2 separate regions of the Homo sapiens genome follow, and region 2 is linked to region 1. The links are chromatin loops, found by intact Hi-C in ENCODE. Cell type or tissue: endothelial cell of umbilical vein. All regions are shown on one strand. Each heading gives the region's core, and the rest is flanking DNA. Links, peaks and the distances in the headings are about the cores only.

Region 1 (10,270 bases), core at 1,264-9,263:
AGCTGGTGGGGCTGTCTGCATGGGCCTCAACTGGTCCTGCTGCTGGGCTCACACAGCTCTCTCTTCCTTCCTCTGCTGCCCTCAACAATCAAGGGCCAGCAGGTGGGCCAGTCTCCCTCCCTCCCTTCCTCCTTCCCTCCCTTCTTCATTCCTTCCCTCCTTCCCTCCCTTTTTTCCTTGTCTTCTCCTTCCTTTCTTCCTTCCTTCTCTCCCTCTTTTTCTCCCTCCCTTCCTTATAGCTGCCTAATCTCTGCACATATACTACAATCATGACTTTTTCAATAGATATTTCTTGAATGCAGCTGGAATTTTCTTCTTGAAAACAAAGTTAGCTAGCTACTTTCAGGAACTTAACTCTAGAATCCCCTTTGAGTCCACTTTCCTTTCTCACTCCTCCCCGCCTCCACCCTGTGCGTGTGTGTGTGTGTGTGTGTGTGTGTGTGTCATGAATCCATGATCACTACATTTAATTTAATCCACATTTTAAATTCCTTTATAACAAACATAGCTTCTTTTCATCATCTTGACTGACATTTCTGACACTTCAGCTTTTCTAGTTTCTTTATATGTAGTCCCTGAAATCTTTTTGTTTGCTTGATTGATTGTTTAAAGCAGATAACAACATCACTCTCTATCCTCTGCTTCAAGGAGTTTAATTCATGCATCAACTATTTTCTGAGCACCTACATTGTGTGAGACATAGTTTGAGGTATTGGAGATACTGCAGTGAACAAGAAAGATGTGGGTCCCTGCTCTCACAGAGCTGGCATTCTAAAGGATTTTTATATTCTAGAACAGTGCTATCTAATTCAGTGGCCACTAGCAACATGCAGCTATTTAAATTAAAATCTCAGTTAATTAAAAAGAAAAAAATTAAAAATTTAGTTTATTATTTATACTAGCCACATTTCAAGCACTCAGTAGCCATATGTGACGAGCAGCTATGGTATTGGACAATATAGATCTAGATGAGTACCATCACCCATCACAGTAGATTCTACTGTACAGGGCTATTCTGAAGAATTTCCAGACTTACCACCATTCTGGGAGTCTAAGAGATCCCTGTGGCCACACTGTGAGATGATTTATGATGACACCAGGTTACAATTACTTCATATATAATCTTTCTTTGAAACATGTGGGTTATGTCTAGGATGCGTGGAACCTATGTGTTTATTTTTATTTTGGGTATCCTGTTTTTACTTACAAGATGGTTAAATTAGTGTGGTGGAATAGTATGTAGAAGTACTCACTTCTCTTCCTATATTTCAAGCAGGTACTGGCTTGGTACCCCCCACCCCAGGGAACGGAAGGTTGCAGCACAGAATCCAGAAATAGCCCTTGAGTTTCTCTGGCTGCTTTTGTGGTCCAAATGTACAAGCTCTCAGGGACCTTAGAGTGTTTTCAGAAGGGGCAACAGAAGGGAGGATTTGGGGAATAGATAAAAATGTCTTGGCAGAAGCAGGGCTGGAGGAGAGAAAAAAGAAATGTGAGTCTGCACATACACGTGAGAGTGTATGAGAGTGAACGCTACACTTCATAGCTTGCGCATGCTTTGCGGGCTCAGGCTACATGGTGTTTCTGGAGTTCCACTGGGAGTGGCCAGGTTACCTATGACTTATAGTCATGATAGAGTAGAAAAAGCATGGTCTTTGAAGTCATGCAAACATAGGGTGAAACAAAAGTGCTCTGTTAAAGGCAGAATTACAACAGAGGCTGAAAATGGTCAAGATGGAACAAGCGCTAAATTTAATTATAGGCAAGGTATTAGCAAGTCTGGAAAAGGTTAAAGAAAAGTGGAATATTCCAAGGTTATATCAAGAGTTCACCTTTGTGGAAGGTGATGAATGATGCTTCTCTAGCATCACAAGCCATTGCCAATTTCAAAAGGAGAGCCTCCTTTGAGATGGAGAATCCTCTAGCCATTTGGGGAGGTTCCTCTTCAGGATCTAGTTACTCTTCTCTATTACACAAAGTCTCCAGTTCTATCCTTTTAGGGCTAGGTATCATTAGCTTCATCTGATCTCTTATACTACTAGAGTTCCAGTCTTTAGCTGTCTTAAAACTCTGGCTAAGTTACTCTCACCGTACTTCTTTCTATCATCTCCTATTCCTACAATGCAAGCTCCTCCAGCCACCCACCTTCCCCTGGGCTATTGTCTTCATATGATGCTAGGCTTTCTGCCCCTGAACTCTCATCGCTGTTCCCTTTTTCTCCTTTTCCCCTGAGTCTTCCAGAACCCAATTATCACTGAATACAAACTCCTCTGCTTTCTTGTACCTTTTTTTTGAGACAGGGTCTTGCTCTGTTGCCCAGGCTAGAGTGCAGTGGCGCAATAATGTGTCACTGGAGTTTTGAACTCCTGATCTGAAATGATCCTCCTGCCTCAGCCTCCCGAAATGCATGAGCCACTGTGCCTGGCCTTCTTTCTCATATTTTTATGAGTCCACTTCCCCATTTTCTTGCCTTAATTAAAATCCATCTTGCAGGAAGACACCACCTCTCTGTTACCTTTTCAAGTAGAAGTTGCACATTTTTCTACATTGTGGTTCCGAGGCAATGTCTGCATTTTTATTGATATTCTTTGCCTTTTCCAAACCACTGTTTTTCACTCTTGTGCAAAAAACCCTTTCTTTTTTGAGTTTCAGGTCATCCTGATCAAAGTCTTCCCATTCACACCTTCTCCTGTCATTATTGTGAACAACTTCAATATCTGTATTGATAAACACAGAAGAATCTAGCTTCAAGATACTTGACCTCAACTCCAGCATGTTCTAGAACCCATCCTCATAGCTACCCCTGGACCTTATCATTATTCTAAACTGCTTCACCTCTTAATTCTGAACACCAATTTACTATTGCCTGACCACAACATCGTATAATCACGGCCTTCAGGACCTTTAGTCAATGTAATTGCTTCTCAGGCTAGAAACCTAGTCCTTTGATTATTCCTTTTTCCTCTGGGGTTTTCACCAACTTTATACCTTTCTTTTCCCTTCATCTTACACCTCACAATGTATAACTTCAAAAACCCTTGCAAACATCTTTAATAACCCTAGTCCCTGTTCCCTCTCTGCCATGTGGGCACAGCAAAGCCTCAATCTTGGATTAATCCAGCCATTTGTCTTTCCTGTACTATATCTGGGGTGCAGAGTCATGACTGGGGAAACACACAACTTATCTATGCAAATAGGTGGCCCAGAGCAATCCTGTGATATGTACCAAGTCAGTGACATCTGCCACTTTCCTAGTGGTGATTATAAGACATCACTCTTCTCAGAGCTCTACTGCATTGTGCTTTCTCTGCCCCTCCTGCCCCGCTGATACATATACAGCATTTCTCTCCCTCTTGCCTAGTAAATGCTTTGTCCTGTTGCTGATTTACTCTTACATCACTGCAATTGGTTTTTGCGCTTGCACTGAAATAAAAATGTCCTGGCAAAAGTCACCAGTGACTTCCTGAAGGACTAACTGAATGGACGTCTATAAATATTCACCCAGTTGGACTTTTCTCTTGCATTTGACACCGTTGACCACTCAGTATTCCTCTCTGGCCTTCTCTTCTCTTTCTACTTGTGCCCGCTGGTAAGCTCACCCATCATGGCATTAACCATCACGGTGGTTGATCCCTAAATCTCTATCTCCTGTCCAGCTTCTACTAAGCTCCAGAGTTCTATGTGCAAAATAGCCTTCTTCATGGTTTTCCTGGAATTCCCATAGAAACCTCAAACTCAATTCAATCCTGACAGAAAAAGTCCCCATACCCCCATAGTTCCTTGTCCCAGATTCTCTATCTCAGTGAATGACATCACCCTTTAGACTAAGCCAGAAACCTTGGCGTAATCTCCAGCTCCTCTGTTTTAAATCCCCATCCACTTTTCCCACTATCACCCTCTGCACCATCTGATTTCTTTCCAGGTTCTTTTGATTGTACCTTCCTAAAATCTCATCCTGCCTGTTTCCTCCATTCCAGCTGCTGCTGCATTAGAAATTTCCTCTCACCTCTCACTTCCCACCTCTACCCCTCTTATGGACTTTCCACATTTTTGCTTGGGAGCTCTGATTAAAACATACATCTTGATCATGGTACTATTCTGAGCATGGAGTGTAAGTCCTCCAGGATCTGTACCCCGTCTGTCTCCTCAGACCCTTCCGTCCTACTTCCTATCTCTTGCCTCTTACTCTACCATCAGCCATACTAAATATCCACTGCTCCTGGAACTTTTCATACTAATTCGCAGTTTGGAAGGCCATTCTTCTCTCCTTACACCTCCTGCTCTCATCTTCCTGAAACATCAGCTCATATCGAGCGGCTCAGCTCAACCCTCCCTTTCTCTGCAAGGTCTCATCTCCCACCCCAGGTAGAACTGGCTACCTTCTTTGGCTCCATCTCTACACATGTATCGTCAATGGCAGCTTGCCTTTCCTGGACTGTAAGCTCCTTGAAGACAAAGCCTCCGTCACATGTATCTCTGTGCTCTGGTTCCCAGCTCACAGTACAAACAAAATAAATATTCATTGACTGAAGAAAGAATTCAAAGTGGAGTCCAACCTGTGAGAAAATGCTAATTAAATGTTATGACAATAGAACAAGTGTTGATCAAAACAGCGTCCGGAATCATCACAAAGTCCTGTCTGCAGATAGCTCTGTTATTTGTAAATCCATTAAGCCTCAGTTTGTATTAGTAAACAAGTCAGGTGGGTATTCTCTATAACGTGAGCTGGCTTTCAGGGACAGAAAATGAGGATGGTGCCTCATATTGGCTTGCTTCCTTAGCAATTTGTGAAAACAAAACCCAACAAAACAAAACCCTTTCCCAAAAGTTGGCACTGGCTCAAGTTTTCCTTTTCCAAAATACTTTTTTGGTCAAGCAACACTCCCCACGCTATAGCTGTTAGGCATTAGTGTGCTCTGAATCCATTAGAGAAGGTCAGTTCAGAATACTAAACAGATGCACAGCCCTGAGTCTTGAGAACTGGAGTTTCATGATTGCAATGCATAACAATAGTCATCTTCGTTCATGCTGCTCTAAACTTCACCATAAGCAGGCGTATTTTAGAGACTGGCTCCTTGAGATGTTCTGATTTCCACATGGGAAGTGAGGAACAATTAATTTGAGGCAGAAAAATAATTCAGGAATGTGTTTTGGCTTTACATGCACACACATGACAAAAACAACACTTTAAATTCAGTCAACATCACAGAGACAACATGGACACAAAGGAGCAAGGATTTTTTTTTTTTATAGCAAACCTTTGTACTAAATATATACATACATAAATAAAGCAAAAACAAAACAAAAACCTTCCTACCCCAGACTACCTATTAATTTTAGATGGAAAAGCCCTAGGCAGTAAGAAAAAAAAGTAACCCAGGCATTAAGTAGATTGGATAGCTAATTTGGAGTGAATGGAAAGGGCTAGATAATATTAAGTTGTCATGGTAGAAAGTAAGTTTTGGACATTCTGCTTTCACATTACTATCTAAACTTGTAAAAATACTCAGAGAAGCAGAAAGGAGGACTAAATTTAGACCCTTACTTAATGCATTCAAGAGCATGATTCATTTTCCTCCTGCCCTGGTACAGCCTGGGGAATCTGAATATACAGCCAGCAGCACATGGATGCCCTGTAAATAAATGAAAGTCGCATTCATTCAGGGGCTGGAGAAAGCCAGAGACACCCCGTTTTCCCTGCCAACAAAGGTGCACTTCTAGGCACCTCACACACCAGAATGCAGAACCAGATTTCTAAGCTGGCAAGAGTCCATCTAATTTTAGCTTTGCTCCGGCCTTGGCATGAAATGCTGCTGGGGTGGAAATGAATTCTGCTGCTCCTCTTTTCTAAGTGGCTTTTCTCCTCAAGCTCCAGTGGGATCCTGACCAGCTCTCAGAGGCCATGCCACATGGGTCACACTGATGAGACTACCCAAAAGGGTGTCATCATTTGGTAGCCATGCATTTAACAACCCAGGGCCTAAGTTGTTTCATGGTAGCCCTTAGATTGGTTCTTGGAGAGCTAGGATTCTATATAGCAAACACGTGAAGACAATTTTGGGCTATTTGAAAGAAACCAGACAAACCAAAAAGGAACCAACCACACAACAACAGCAAGTTGCATTCCCACGAATTAAATCAAGGTGGTAGGCAAAGTTTCCGGGTAGAGCGGACAGTCACTGTCCCTTCCCCAGGTTCCTTATCTTCTGCTTCCAATCACATTCTCTCACTCTCCTCTGCTTCCAAACAAAACAAACATTTCAGTCTCCACAGAGAACTTAGATTAAGGCTGAACTATCATTTGTGTTTAGTTCAACATGGCTTAGAGGTGAAAAGCACCTAAATTATGTTGTGACTTTACAGCGACTCCATTTTCTTTCCTTTGGGTTTAGTTTTAAGCACATTTGGAAAGTAACCTTAGAAGTTTCATTCCAGTATCTTAGGCTTTATTGATCTTATCGATCTTTGATCTCTGTGTTTAGAACAAATAACAGAAGAAAAGGTGGAAGGCATATCAAAGATCTGTAGCAAGGTAACATTGCCTCCCAGAAGTGAGGGCATCAAAGCCGCCCTCTCTTCTGAGGTGTATGATTGATGTTAAAAACCCACCCCAAGGGCCCTATTGTACATCCATATACGTCCAACCCAATTAAGAAAGAGTATTTTCCCAAACATGAAATGGGCTTAGCAATTCTGAAGTAAAAAAAAAAAAAGAGTTAGCTATGGAGCACACGCATTCCGTTAGAAATGAGTCACTCTGCGAAGGTGTGTTTGAATGAGCAGCATTTCAGAAGGCCCGCACGGGGTACACCCACAGGATGGGACTGGAGACCCTGGGAAGGGCTGTGGGTCCAGGCGGATATGAGATCCGATCAGCCTGAAAACATGCTTCACAAACCAACCTGGGCACGACACAGAAAAGAGGCAAGACGTCGTAGGGCAGCATAAAAGATTTGTACCTTTCTCAAATAGCTTGGTACTTGGGACTCCAGAGCAGTTCTGAATGACCAGCTAGGGCAGTCACCCAATCCCCACTGGGCCCATCCAGGGCCATAACATGAATATTAAATCATTTGGAGGACAGGAATGTTCAATGACCTTGGCCAAATGTCATGACAGATTTTGGGGGCAGCCTTCTATATCCATTTGAGAAAGGACAAATACTCACTAGCACTAGACAGAAAACTGGCTGATTTAGCTTAGAACAGTGGCTACCATTGTAGCTCTTTCAGAACATCGAAAAGGAAGGTAAGTGGTTGGGGAAGGGCATCACGAAGGCTGCATCTATCCAAGGCTGGGTCAGTTATACATTGAGGTTTGGAGTCGAAATTTATTCTCACACACGTAGAGCTCCACAGATCTAATTAACAGTGTGGGAAATCTATTTTCATGTTTCACTCACACAGAACACATCTTCTCTGTCTCCAGGGGGTTTTCAAGTTCTAAACTACAATCAGCCCTTCTTTTAAAATAACAATAATAAATCCTCTTATTCAGCCAGATGGTGGTGTTTGTTGCACTAGGCTGGGTTCATAGTACAACATCAATAAATGGCCACTTGTAGAGGGACAGACAGAATCCCATTTATAAAACACACCTACACCTCCCTCCTTCTCCCATCCCAAAATGTGGCATTGTCAAAACTTCCCTGGGGGCTTAATCTCATTTTGGAGCAGAAAGGAAAACTAAAAAAGGCAAAATAATGTAACTAAGTGGAAAAACAATTTCTTGGGGGGAAATAGCACATTTAATCTCTGAGGAAAATGGTCATAGGTGGGTTTTTAAAAAGTGTTGTTTTGCCTTTAGGGACTGTTTGAAAGCAGGCTCTCAAAAGGATTTTCCCCAGTCCCTGGCAAGCTGTCTTGGTGAAGGCTGCACATTGTCAGCCAAAGATATTACAACCAGGAGATGGAGTTAAAATTCTTCCTCAGTGAGTTGGCTAAGTCTCATGAAACAAGTATTTGTTCCAATTAGGTGTTCCAAAAAGTCTTGATTGCCTTAGATAACGCATTTTGAGAAGGAAAGTGTGTTTGTTCAAAATCCATCGTGGAAGAATAAATGACGTACCGGTGTGTTCTGTTGCCAACGTACACATCCTCTTCACAGGCCTGGAGGACTCACACTCTTTGCTGCCTTGTCCCTATTTTCCTGGTCTCAGTCCTACCGGGGATGGGCAGTGGGAGTGGGGATGCTAACTAGTCTCTGCTCCTGCTCTTAATAAGCTATACTACCTGGTTATGCAACCCTAATCCATGTCCACAGTCCAGGGCTCAGACGGCTGGCCTGTCAGCAAAAAAATGTCTGAAAAATGTTAATTCAACAATGTTGGAGGGATGTTATTTCCAGAACTAAACTCCTCAGGGGAAATGAGAAATCATTGCTCCTGGGATTCAACTCCTCCACACTGAAAGATGTTTCTTTAATGATGCTTTCTTCCCAAAAAATTTCCCAATGCCTGGTGTGTCCTGACATTTGGTCCCAGTAAAATCCTGGAACAGACTCCTAGGATACAACTATCTTCAAACTCCATACAAAAGGAGTGTTTATTACAGAGAATCGGCATCTATTAGGGCATGAAACCTTGGGGGCTTGCTGGCATTCACTCCCCACACTGAATCGTTTCATAATATAGATACTATTTTCTTTTTGGCATTTATAGCAAGCAACTCAGTTTATGACCTAAGGCATTTTCCATACTTCCAGGCAATGAATACCAGCTTCCTATGAGTCTCAATAGCACATAATTTAAGACAGTGGGAAAGGGAGTTGGAGAATAGTTTCCAGTGCAAGAAAAATACCATGCAGATGTTTGCCCTTACTCTTGAATTCTGATGGTGAAATCGAGCATTGTTTATTTGTTCTGAAGTCCAACTCAAGAAATTTATTTTCTAAAGGCTGGGGTAGAGGTAGGGAGGTAGTGACATAAAATATTCCTGATACTGAAATATTCAACACATGGCCCTGGGAGTTTGAATCATAAAGTAATTTAGATCTTTCTAAGTGGTTCATTGTTTGATCAAATTTGGTATACCAGATGTCGATTCGTGTCACAGAACATGACATACCTAAAGAAATACCCAAGAACTACTTTGCTAAAATTGTGTATTCACCTTCTGTAATTTTTGTTTCCTCCAAGATAGCAAGCTAGGAATCAGTCCTCTATCTTGAGCCATTTATTGAGAACAAACAAATGAACTTGGAAAAGACATAACCGAATTGAATTTAAATACCTGACTTTGGTGTATGAGAATCATAAACTTGCTTACGGTCTATCTGGTCCGCAAACACTTCCCCATAAATCATCCAATAGGGCATGTAGAAGATGTTCTTGGCCAGTTTCCATGATGGCTCCTCATTGGGAAAAAGGATGGCTTGCCTGGCGACCCCAAAGCTCATCAGAACCACCAGCATAATGATGACAAAGTACATCATGTCTATCATCTGGAAGGGTGGGGAAGCAGAGGGAGAAACAAGAGAAAACCCATATGATTGAGTGTTCTTATAATTGCTGACAATGATGGGAACCTTTGGAGGAGGTCCACTTTCTAGACTGCTGGGAAGGGATGTTTAGACAGGGAGTTGTGTCCAGATAAGAAGATGCTTGGTCTGTTGAAGCCAGTGTCCACAGAATTCTATCAGTGACTCAAAAAACATTTCAAAAAGTGCACACACAGATGAAGCCTCTTCGTTTTTCATTGCTGTCTGTGGGACCGAGCATAGGTCCCACATAGGCTAGGCATAGGAGTCATATAAATGGAAGCTTAGGCCTCTGTGTGAATCAGGTGCTAACTTTTTCTCTGCTCCTGGGGGAGGCAAGTGTCCTCTTTGGGTCTCTTTCTTCTTAGAGAAACTGGAATTGGGAGAGTTGAACTATTCCAAGAGCGACTGCAATGCTGTAAACCTCCTTTCTAAGTTCTGAAAGGCTAATGAAAAATTGGAAAGCTCAAAAACAAAACAAAACAACAACAACAAAAACTGCCTATAAACGAAGCTAGGATAAACCAAATATCCATTATATTCTTATTCTTGTGGCCCCACCCCACTGCATAGTATTCTACCACCAACCAGTCTCTCAGAGAAAATGGCTGTTTGTATACTTCTCCTGCAGGGTATCCCATTGGCTATGGAGGGTGTTTTCTTGGGCATTAGAATCATGCACCCTAATGACTCAGACCTGTACCTGCTGTAGAAATGATGGATTTTCATCTTGACAGGTTTATAAAATCCTCCAGGCTGCTCTCTAATATAATGTTATCTCTTGTTCCTCATTCTT
Region 2 (10,270 bases), core at 1,313-9,312, 53 kb before region 1:
GAACTTGAGAATGGTGGGGACTGTGGTATATTAGAGAGTACAGGCTCCTTCTAAAAGAGCACCCAAGATGCCATGATTCAGCTGATTATTGTCATATGAAAACATGGGTCTTATATTACCAGATCTTCAGGTTTTTTAAAAGAAGCTAGAAATCTGGAATTAGATGTGAAATCTGTCAATTATTTATTTATTTATTTATTTACTTTTGAGTCAGAGTCTCGACCTGTTGCCTAGGCAGGCTGGAGTGCAGTGGTGCCATCTTGGCTCATTGCAGCCTCGACCTCCTGGGTCCAAGCAATCCTCCCATCTCAGCCTCCAGAGTAGCTGGGACTACAGGCATGTGCCACCATACCCGGCTAATTTTTGTATTTTTAATAGAGATGGGGTTTCACCGTGTTGGCCAGGCTGGTCTCGAACTCCTTATCTCAAGGGATTTTCCCACCCTGGACTCCCAAAGTGCAGGGATTACAGGAGTAAGCCACTGTGCCCAGGCTCAATTTTTAAATGTTCCAAATTAAAAAAAAAAATTGCTGGCCAATAATACCCTTTTCCTACTGGTTAGATATGACCCACAGGCTACCAGTTTGCAACTTCTGCTCACCGGAACAAGTAATTTGTGGAGCCCTAGGCAATTATCTCTACTCCAAAAGTTCTTAGGATGAGGATGGTGAAGATTAGATGGCAGCAAATAAGTGCACAAAGAAGTCCAAGTCATGTTTTAAACTACTGAGTTTTTTTTTTTATTGCAAAACATTTGTTACAGAAATTTCAGAAAGTTTTTCCCGTGGTATCTGCCAACTTCTGCTCTGAATTGTATATCTAAACAATCAAACTCAAAGTGCATTGTGAATCCAATAATAGACCTTTAAAAAAGAACAATTCTTCTAAGGATTTATATATATTTATAGTGTCGATAGATATGCATACCGTGGTCCATCCATACACAAAGAAGGAAAAGATGTATATATATTCAGCAAACCCAATTTTAAAACCATTGTATTTGTAGGAATTCATTTAAAAATGATATCTGAATAATTTCCCCCATTATAAACTAGGGTTAGAACGTTTACAAATGAGAGTCTAGGTCCTATATTATGAAATGGCTATGAGTACAGTATACTGCACGTACTGTTTTTACACAGCGGTAGCAGCAATATAAACTCAGGTCAGACGCAGTAGTGACAGGAAGCAGGTAAGTCTTCATACCATGCTATGGTACTCTTCTTCTGAATCTCTCTCACAAAGACTCTGTGTTCAAGTTTAGAATTATGTGGCTAACAAATATACATGCATATATCATTCAGAACAAGAGTAACTCTGAATAAGGCGAGTTTCTTTTCCCCCCTCTCGGTTCTCAGTGTATTTTGTGTGTACACTCACCAAGTCACTATCAAGAATCTGATCCTGTTGGCTCTAAATCAGAGGTCCCAAACTATTGCCTTTGGGACTGAATGCTGCTGGCAGACATGTTTGTTTGGCTAGGACAGTGTTTGGAAAGCTGAATTTGAAGGTGTTTGTGGTGGGATGTGTATTCTGTCATGCCTTACTTACAAACCCTACTTCTGTTGACTTTCACCAGTCCAGTTCACACATTTGTGTTTTCTGGATCCGGCCCCTCCATGTGTTTGAATTTGCAGCCTCTCAGTCTATGTGCAGATGGCTGGTTTTAATGATGTGTGGGAAGCTGCGGTGAAGATGTGTAGGACTCTTGAGATTTAGAGAGGCAAAAATTGGACGAGGTCAATGTGAACACCAGCCGGGGTAGAGGCAGGAGGAGGCTAAGTTGGTGGGAAGATCAGGCCTGGGACAAAGTCTAAATGTTTGCCTTTTTCCAAGCGGCCGCTGTTTCAGCTTACTGTGCGAGGGTCAACAAGGTATAAAGGTAATGTGGGCAAGGGTCTGTTGGTCTGGTGAAAAAGCAGCTAGTCTTAGACTAAGAGAAGAGAAGCAAGAAGAGGGGAGAAAGAAAGCCGCACATCCAGGCACAAGGCTGAATTTCCCCCTTTGCCCCATAGGCCTCAGCCACCTGTCTCCTCCAGAGGAAGGCATGGGTCCTGATTGGCACTGACACTCTTTACAAAGCCTATGGACTTCTAGCCATACACATGTCTTTTCAGTTTCCAGCACACAAACATTGTGCAAACGCACAAGGGCCTGCAGGTTTAAGGAGGCTGGTAGACTAGGTAAGGTAAGGAAGGGAAAATTCACCTCATTCTTATTGCCATCTGGATTACCTGGTCACCAAAATCCTCTCTTAGATGACCTGTAGAAACAGTCACGTTGCTTTCATTAGCAGTGATGAGTGCAAGGAAATCATCAGAGAAAAGGTAACACAACTACCTTCTGAGAGGAATTAAAAGAAAAAAATTGCTTTTCCTTAATTGGAACCAGCCTTTCTTTTGGTTGACTCCAATCTGAGAGACAGAATATCCAACTTGTAAAAAGAAGAGAAAGCTTAGGTCAATGCAGGCTGAGAGGAAAGTTTTGTCTACTCATTTTAGGAGCAGTCATTTTCAAAACTGTGCAAATTGGCTCCTCTCTTTAACAGATGTTGAATGGCTTCTAGTAATGATGATTTTCTAAAAGAGTAAACTCTTTAGAACCACCCAGTGCTTCATCAGACACCCAAACACACGCCTCCCACCCCCAAGGTGAAGAAGCCACAAGACAAGGAGGGAGGTCTCTTGTCATATCATTGGATCACACATTCACAGCGATCTGCGCACTTCTGCACTATCACAAATGGACTTTTCGCTCTCATCTCCGGCTTAGCAATTTGCACCCAGTAGCTCTGAAGAATCAGAAATGTGTCTTGCATATATCACAGATGCACAACACCTAGACCTTGGCAGACCCAAGAGGTGTTGGCTTGCCACCTCTGGGTCCCATGGCTATACAACCTGCAGTTAATACTTTATTTCATATTATTTGTTCAGTGCTTAAAAAAAAGATTTAAAAATCCCTTGGTTACTTTTTTTTTGTTTTTAATTTTTCAAAACTGAACATAATCCCCATAGTAAGAAGCCCAACTGTTTGAGTGAATTCTTAACTGGCTTAAGCGTCACAGCAGGCAATAGTAAAATGTTAAGTGCCTTAGAAAAGTCAAAAGAAATGCATAAAGCAGTGCATGCATTTTGTTGACACAAAATTAAGACCAGGTTTGGAGAGAGATTACTTCATTTCAGTCACATTGTTATTGTTCAAGGATAGTGAGTTATAATGCAATATCTAGGCCAAATATATAACCACCTACACACTAGTATCACTTTATCTAGAAACAACATAGTGTTACTAAATGAACATATTTATAAAATACTGTACACTGCTTCTGCATGGGGTTGGCAGATGTAAACAGCTAATTCAACTGGAGTTTAAAATATCATTTTAAGTTCATTTGTCATATAGTCTTTTGCATAACATGCCAGTTCATCTTTCACAAAATCACAACTTGCCTACCACAGCTCGCAGGACTCATTAGAGGATATACATCAGCTTACACACATATTTTACAGTGGTCCAAAGGAACATGAAAAGCATCAAGCAGATCAGGAACAAAAATGCCCGGTTCACAAAGATGCTAAATAACATGGAATTGGGAACATAATTAATCATTGCAACATGTGTTTCTTTATTGAATGTTACAGATTTATAAATGATTATAAAGCTCTCCTGTAACGTTCATTAATACAACCACATGCTACAACTACGCTGGGTTAAACATGGGTTACATACATGTTTACATGTGTTTTATAATACAGCATTGCCCAACATATGAATGGTATAGCCTATAGATAGAGCATGATGGATGACCGGGTAATATTTATCATCTTTAAAGAAATTAAACAGCCCAAACATTCAGGAAGATTAGACTGTACAGACTCAGAAAGTAAAAAAGTACTATCCAGTTATCTACCATAATATTATCTATAGAAACCATATTTTAGAATACATTTGAAACATTCAGAAGAAACACATTTTGTGTTTTTATGAGTACATTTTTCTCGTTTGATTATTCTTATATATATATTTTAAAAGGGGAACTTTCAAAGTGCTAAATAATATCCTAGACCTGGAAACTTATACATTTAAAAAATCCAGTTCTGTAAAGTGCTGTATTCTGACTGCTAATACACCTTTTGGCTTGCAGAGATAATACAAACTAGTCATGAAAATTGTACCCAAGCTTTCCAGCTCCTCATTCAAATCTATCAAGGAGGGGCCCTCTAACTATAAATATAAAGTATATTGGTTAAGCAGGAGACCTCCATGGTCATTTTCATAAAACATCCTTAAATTTTTTTCAAAAGGAACAAGCAATTTAGAACAAATCATTACATATAGTAGTATGTAAAAATTGGCACCTTTGAAGCAGATGATTAAACCGAAGCTATTACTTCCTTGAGCTCTCTATGACTTTATTTACGGTCCTCAGTAACTTGCTGCTCATAAACTGCTTAATTCACAAAGACAGGTAATTAACGTCCCCTCGATCAGGGATGTGGTGGAATCAATGGGCTGAGCATAAGCTGACTGCACAAGGCCACAGAATCAATGCCACATTGCTGCACAGAGAACCCAGAAATGGAAGGAAATGGACTGAAAAATAACACACATACATGTGCACAGGAAGGAAATGGCTCATGGAAGTTACACAGTTTGTGTCTACAGTCATTTAAGTTTGGCTTATATATTTCACACGTTTCACAGACGTTAGAACTTAATTTTCATGCACAACAAAAGAATCAGGTAATTGCAAGATCAGGACTGTTGAGTATTTCGTTTCCCAGTTCCTATCCTTTTCTCTCTGAAATCACGATGAATGGAAACACTTGAGCTGAAAATTTCTTTCCCTCACTTCCAATCTGGCCCAGAATGAGGCCTTGGAGGTGTTTGATGTCAATGAATAATGTTTTCACCTCCTTCTTGGATTCCTCTATAGACCCTTCAGGGAGACTTCAGCATTGTGATTGTGCTTGATACTTAAAATCATCAACATGTTAGGATGTAAGTGCATTAAATTGGCAACATCTAATTTAAAGAACAAAAATAACAAAATCTTTGTTCAAACTCTGGTGCTGAGATTTGGCCTTCCTGAGAATCACAGAGAGATGGTCTCAAATGTAAAGTGCCTATTACAACTGCATTAACTACGAGCAAACATGGTTCCTTTCCCTCATAATCAATATAGAACCAGGGGCTCATGAACCCTTTCAAGTTATATTGCAACTTTGCATTATGTACATTTTTTTTTTCTTTCTGGAGAGAGAGCCTAGAGTTATCGTAGAGCCTCGTAGGGATTCATGACTCAAGGAAGTTTAAGAACGACTGATTTATTCTCAGACCCAGTGCATGTTTGCTGAGAGGGAAATAGCCAGCGTGGGGCCCAATAAAATGTTAAGTGTTTCTAGAACAGCTGTAAATAAGGGAGTCTGGGTGTTTGTTAGCAATTCACCTAAATGCCAAGGAGTGAAAAAGGAATTGTTTAATTCTTTACATATGTGACCTCATCACAATTTTTATACCTGAAATGCTTATTCAGAAGAGTTTTTATTTTGTTTTTTATCTTATATTTAAAGGCCATGTATTTACTTGATTTCACAAAATAAAGTAAAACTTGGTGTTTTCAATTATAATTAAACAAAAGAACCAGGTAGTATCTCAGGCCAGGAACAATAGATTGTTTTCCTTAAAGGCTTTATTCTTTTTTAAACGTTAATGAGCCAAATAGGAATCCAAAGATTTGGGGTCAAGATTTCTTTATCCCACTTCCAATCCAGATTCTGATCTAGAAGATTATGCCTCTACTTTAGAGTCTGTAACACTAGCTGGTTTAAAGTTGCGTGTCTATTCAGATTGTACGTGGTGTAAAAACTTTGTTTAGGAAAAGCGAGACTAAATGAGATGTCCTGATAGTGAGTGATTTCAGACAAAAAAGGGCAGAAGGCGAGCAGTGAGTCATTTTGACAACTCTAGTTTGATATGAGGAAAAGTCATAGGAATTTAAAAAATTCATAATTTCAACATTTGGTCTAATAGTATAATGAACTCTTTCAATGGAACTTCTTGTATATTAAAAAAAATCTTGATTATACTTCAAGGTGATAGAAAAGTCCAAGCCTCTTAAGAAAGCTCTTTATGTCCATTTATTTTATATATAAATATGTGTCTCTGCATAAATGCATATACATGTGTATAAGTGGCATATACTATAGAACTCTTTATATGGTTTATTTGCTTTCTATTTTGGTCTACTGTATCTTTTTTTATAGCTCTGTCTATAAGAAAAATATTCATGGTATGCTTGCAACTGATGGCTTTGGGTTGATACCAAACTCCCAGTCAAATCTAAGGTTATTTATAGTTTTGAAACTTCCTTAAAAAGTACTTTGGAACATTTCCATAGAAAAGATACCAGCCCTTGAAAAACTCCAATTAAATTTATGCTGAGCTCAGATTAGATGGCAAAACTCTAGGTATGAAAATATCCACATATAACCATATATTCATATACAAAATGGTCATGTGATGAGTGGTGTGAAAAATTGGCAGTTACGTCTTGGAGGTGTTCAGGAGGACGTGGTGGAGCCATGCAAATGATGACGGTCACACAGCAGCACAACACACGACATGAACGGTGAGAACAGAACATCCCACATGGCAATTTCAGGCTAGTTCTGTCCACTGTTTTTTTTTTTTTTTTTTTAAGTTCAATATTACATATTCAGTGAATGAATTCATCCATGACAGGTGAGATACAAAATAAATTAAAAAATATAAAATTATTTAATTACATTCTCCTGAGCTTGCTCGACTAGACTTGAACGCCCACTGTATATAATAAATCACTTGACTTTTGTTTTTTTAACATCAACTCTTCTTTCATTTCGATTGCAATACAAAAAGGCATTTCTGTTCCCTTATTTTCTTCAAAAAAGGATAAACAGTTGTGGCACCAGAAGTGAATAGATAAGAGACAGGTGAACTATGACTGTTACCTTGTTTTTTCTTTATAATGATCAATTACAGAAGTGTTGGCATGAGAAGGATGTGGGACGTTAGGTAGAACTGCTTGCTGCCGGCTTATACTGAATAAAGAGGATGCTCTTCATCAGTCACCAGTGATGGAGCCAATGTGAAAAGAAAACAGAATGGAAGTTTAGAATATCTCATTGTGTACGCTGGCTATTTTATTTTATTTTGCAATTTAGCCCTGCATCCTACAACTCTTGATAATGGTCAGAAATCAACAGATGCCTCCTGGCATGGAGCGTGCTCGAAGCCCCTTGTTTCCCCTGCTCTCATGGCTTTCTGCTGTGACTGCGGATACACATTCATCTCTAACCCTTCCTTCTCCCTCTCTTCCCCCTCCCTGCCCAGCAAGTGTGAACATGCCTTAAATCCCCTGTGTCTGGCACTGGGTCAGATCAAATGCTTTCTTGATCTGTGGCCCAGAAGTCACCTTTGAGTTAACACCTCCCAAAGCATTGCTTGTTTTGCTCAGCTAAGAATAAAGCAGGTATGATTCAAGGAAAGGGGAAAAACTGGAGTTGGAGAGAATTTTAGGGCTGGATTCTTGAGCCTTCTGTGGCGGATATTAAGAAGGTTTAGTTGTGCTTGCTTTCAAAGCTTTGGAAAGCCGATGTTCTGGACAGTCTCCTCATGGACAGGCTGTCCCCTCGGCCCTCCGGCTTGGAGGACTTGCTTCTCTGGAAGGGATTTCGCAGGCTTGCTGTGTTCCGCTGCCTGTCGAGTTTGTCACTGATGGAGAAGCTCTTCCTGGTGTGTGCATATGGCGCACTTGGCTCCTCTGCCGAGTAGCTGTTGGCGCGCTCTATCTTGGGAACAGTGATGTTGTTGGACAGGGTTCTCTCTGAGTTATCACCCTCCTGGGAGGATATTGCAATGGTGGCTCTGCGGCCTTTGGCCTCATTCTCCTCACTGTCAGAGCTGGGGTGACTCAGTTCTGCTTCTCGCTCTGGATGGCAGCAAGTTAAGTCCTCCACTTTGTCTCCAAGACCTCCAGGGAAGGCAGCTCTGTCCGCAATTGCTTGAGGGGCATTGACACACCTTGTGTCAATACAGTCTGTAATACTTGTGTATTCTGCTGTTTTTACAGGCACCCCAAAGTTGGCATAATAGCTCCTTGAGGGGGAAAACATAAAGCTATGAGATTTCACAATGGGAGCCTCTTCTAGAAGAAAGGGTGTGGTGGCTAGGTAGCGGCTACTTTTGGAACGCTCAATGGTGTGGTACATCGGAGGCTCTGAGTCCCAGGGGTTTTGGCATTCTGGGAGGTGGGTGTAGTCTGAAGAAAAAGATCTAGTGTCCATGGAGGTGATGTCCTCAAAATCAATGCTCCGGCTTGGAGGTCTGTCTGTGGGTGCAAGTGTTGCATAGGCACTACTTGAAGGGGCTGTGGAAGGTACTGGAGTTGAAAAGCTTGGCTCGCCCAGCCCAAGGATGTTCACGGAATTGTCCAGAGGGTCTATATCACAGTGGAGCTCATCCATAGCAGAGACATAGATGTCTATACACGATGATGGTCTTCTGGAATCAGGAACAATGGCCAAGGTGTTGGCAGGGGCTGCAGGAGCTTTGGGTTCTTTTGCTACAGAGTGGGAACTAGTAGCCCGGTGTAGGCTCAGGGACCTTTCTTTAAAAATACTTTCCAACTTTTCTATACCACCTTTGTCTTTCATATTGACCGAATAGAAAGAATGGCTTCGCATACGGGGCATTAAGGTTGGAGAAGTTGGGGACATGGTCTCCTCACCTGCAGGGTCTATACTCTCTTGGAGCTTGAAGGTGTTCCCTTCCTGGCTGTTGAAGCTGCTCTGACGGACAATGTAGGCGGCGTCCGTGCAGTCTGACGAGGTCCTCGAGCGGATTTTGTTGGACTCGGCCCGCTCCAGACCTGTCAGGCGCTCCAGGGCCGTGGCCATGCGCCCGATAAGGTCTTCCAGCTGCGCCAGCCGGATGTCCACGGTCTGGAGTGAAGCCTTCATGGAGTGCTCTCTCTCGTTGACTTCCTCCAGCCGCATAGACATGTTCTCCACCCTGCGCGAGGAAGAGAGAATGAGAGTCACTCGGCCTGGTTCCTCTGCTGGGGCTTTAGAGAGCAAGGATAAAGGGATCACAGCTGTGCCTGACCTTGGTACCTTCAATGGAAGACAGGTTACAGGTGTTGAGAGGGGTTGGGGAGGAGAGAATGACATTGATGCTGTGAAAGAATCACAGAATTCAAATCTTTTTGAGCTAGAAGAGGCTTTAGAGATTATCTAATCCAATGATTTTTTATTGTTTTAGCTATCAATCCCCTTTTCCCTCAATGAAATGGAATGCACAGTCCTGATAAAAAGGCACTAAAATGGAACAGTTCTTATTGAAGTAGAGTGGGGCCAAGTCCACCATGGCCTAGCTGTGGCTTGGGGCAGGGTGCAATGACCTGACTAAGCATCCAGTTGTTGGCTTCTCAGGGTCCCCCACAAAATGAGAATGTTGCATTTTGAGGATTTTACCCAGAATTTTGCAATGAAATTTTAGAATCTAGCTATTTTTATTGCAATACACATGTAAAATGAGTATTCCATGGATGGGGGTTATTTTTATTTTGCATTTATACAATAATTTTTGTTATTCATGATAATCTTTTTAGAATGTTGTGTCTCCAAAGGAATTAATATGGCCCAGTTACTGAGGCATCCAGGATTGATCTAATCTAATCCAATCCCTTCATTCATAAAGGAAAAGCAAAAATTAAGAATTTAACCAAGATTGCATAAAGCAATTTGTTGTAAACATTGGAGTATCTGTCAATAAGTCAATTCTTCTACTCCTCTCTCTGTCTCTCCCTCTCTGGTTAGCTGATCACAGATGCCTTATATTACAGTTATTGCTAGAACTCTCTATCCTCCCATTGGAAATTCTTTTCTTTTTAAAATTAAATTAAATTAACTTTTTTAGAGATGGGGGGGGTCTCACTTTGTTGCCCAGGCTGGTCTCAAACTCCTGGGCTCAAGTGATCCTCCTGCCTTGGCCTCCCAAAGTGCTGGGATTACAGGCGTAAGCCACCATGCCCTGCCTTTTGTTAGTTTGTTTGAGACAAGGTCTCACTCTGTTACTTAGGCTGAAGTGCAATGGTGTGATCATGGCTCACTGCAGCCTCAACCTCCCAGACTCAAGCGATCCTCCTGGCTCAGCCTCTCTAGTAGCTGGGACTATAGGTGGATGCTACCATGCTAGCTGTTTTTTAAATTTTTTGTAGAGACAG

Evidence for each region. Peaks named below come from ENCODE experiments on the same cell type or tissue, not always from the same donor. Only the 100,000 strongest peaks of a DNase experiment are listed, where the experiment ranks them.
Region 2: a loop joins it to region 1, with 5 times the contacts of the local background. A loop is called at or near these places in 9 of 110 quality-filtered maps.

The regions. Positions count from the first base shown.
Region 1 is chr9:70,581,768-70,592,037 of GRCh38, forward strand. It overlaps TRPM3 (transient receptor potential cation channel subfamily M member 3), which reads right to left. Exons shown (of 26, transcript NM_001366145.2): 22 at 9,264-9,438. Among named protein-coding and RNA genes, the nearest start is that of KLF9, 170 kb to the left of the region's middle. In endothelial cell of umbilical vein, for the core only: no CTCF peak of the experiment used is centred there; DNase peaks (open chromatin) are centred at 4,974, 5,564, 8,014 and 8,754; H3K27ac peaks cover 2,896 bases.
Region 2 is chr9:70,528,349-70,538,618 of GRCh38, forward strand. TRPM3 (transient receptor potential cation channel subfamily M member 3) reads right to left here. Exons shown (of 26, transcript NM_001366145.2): 26 at 712-9,057. The coding sequence ends at 7,605. All of the region lies in intron 3 of KLF9-DT (KLF9 divergent transcript), which reads left to right. Among named protein-coding and RNA genes, the nearest start is that of KLF9, 120 kb to the left of the region's middle. In endothelial cell of umbilical vein, for the core only: no CTCF peak of the experiment used is centred there; DNase peaks (open chromatin) are centred at 4,623 and 5,923; H3K27ac peaks cover 2,405 bases.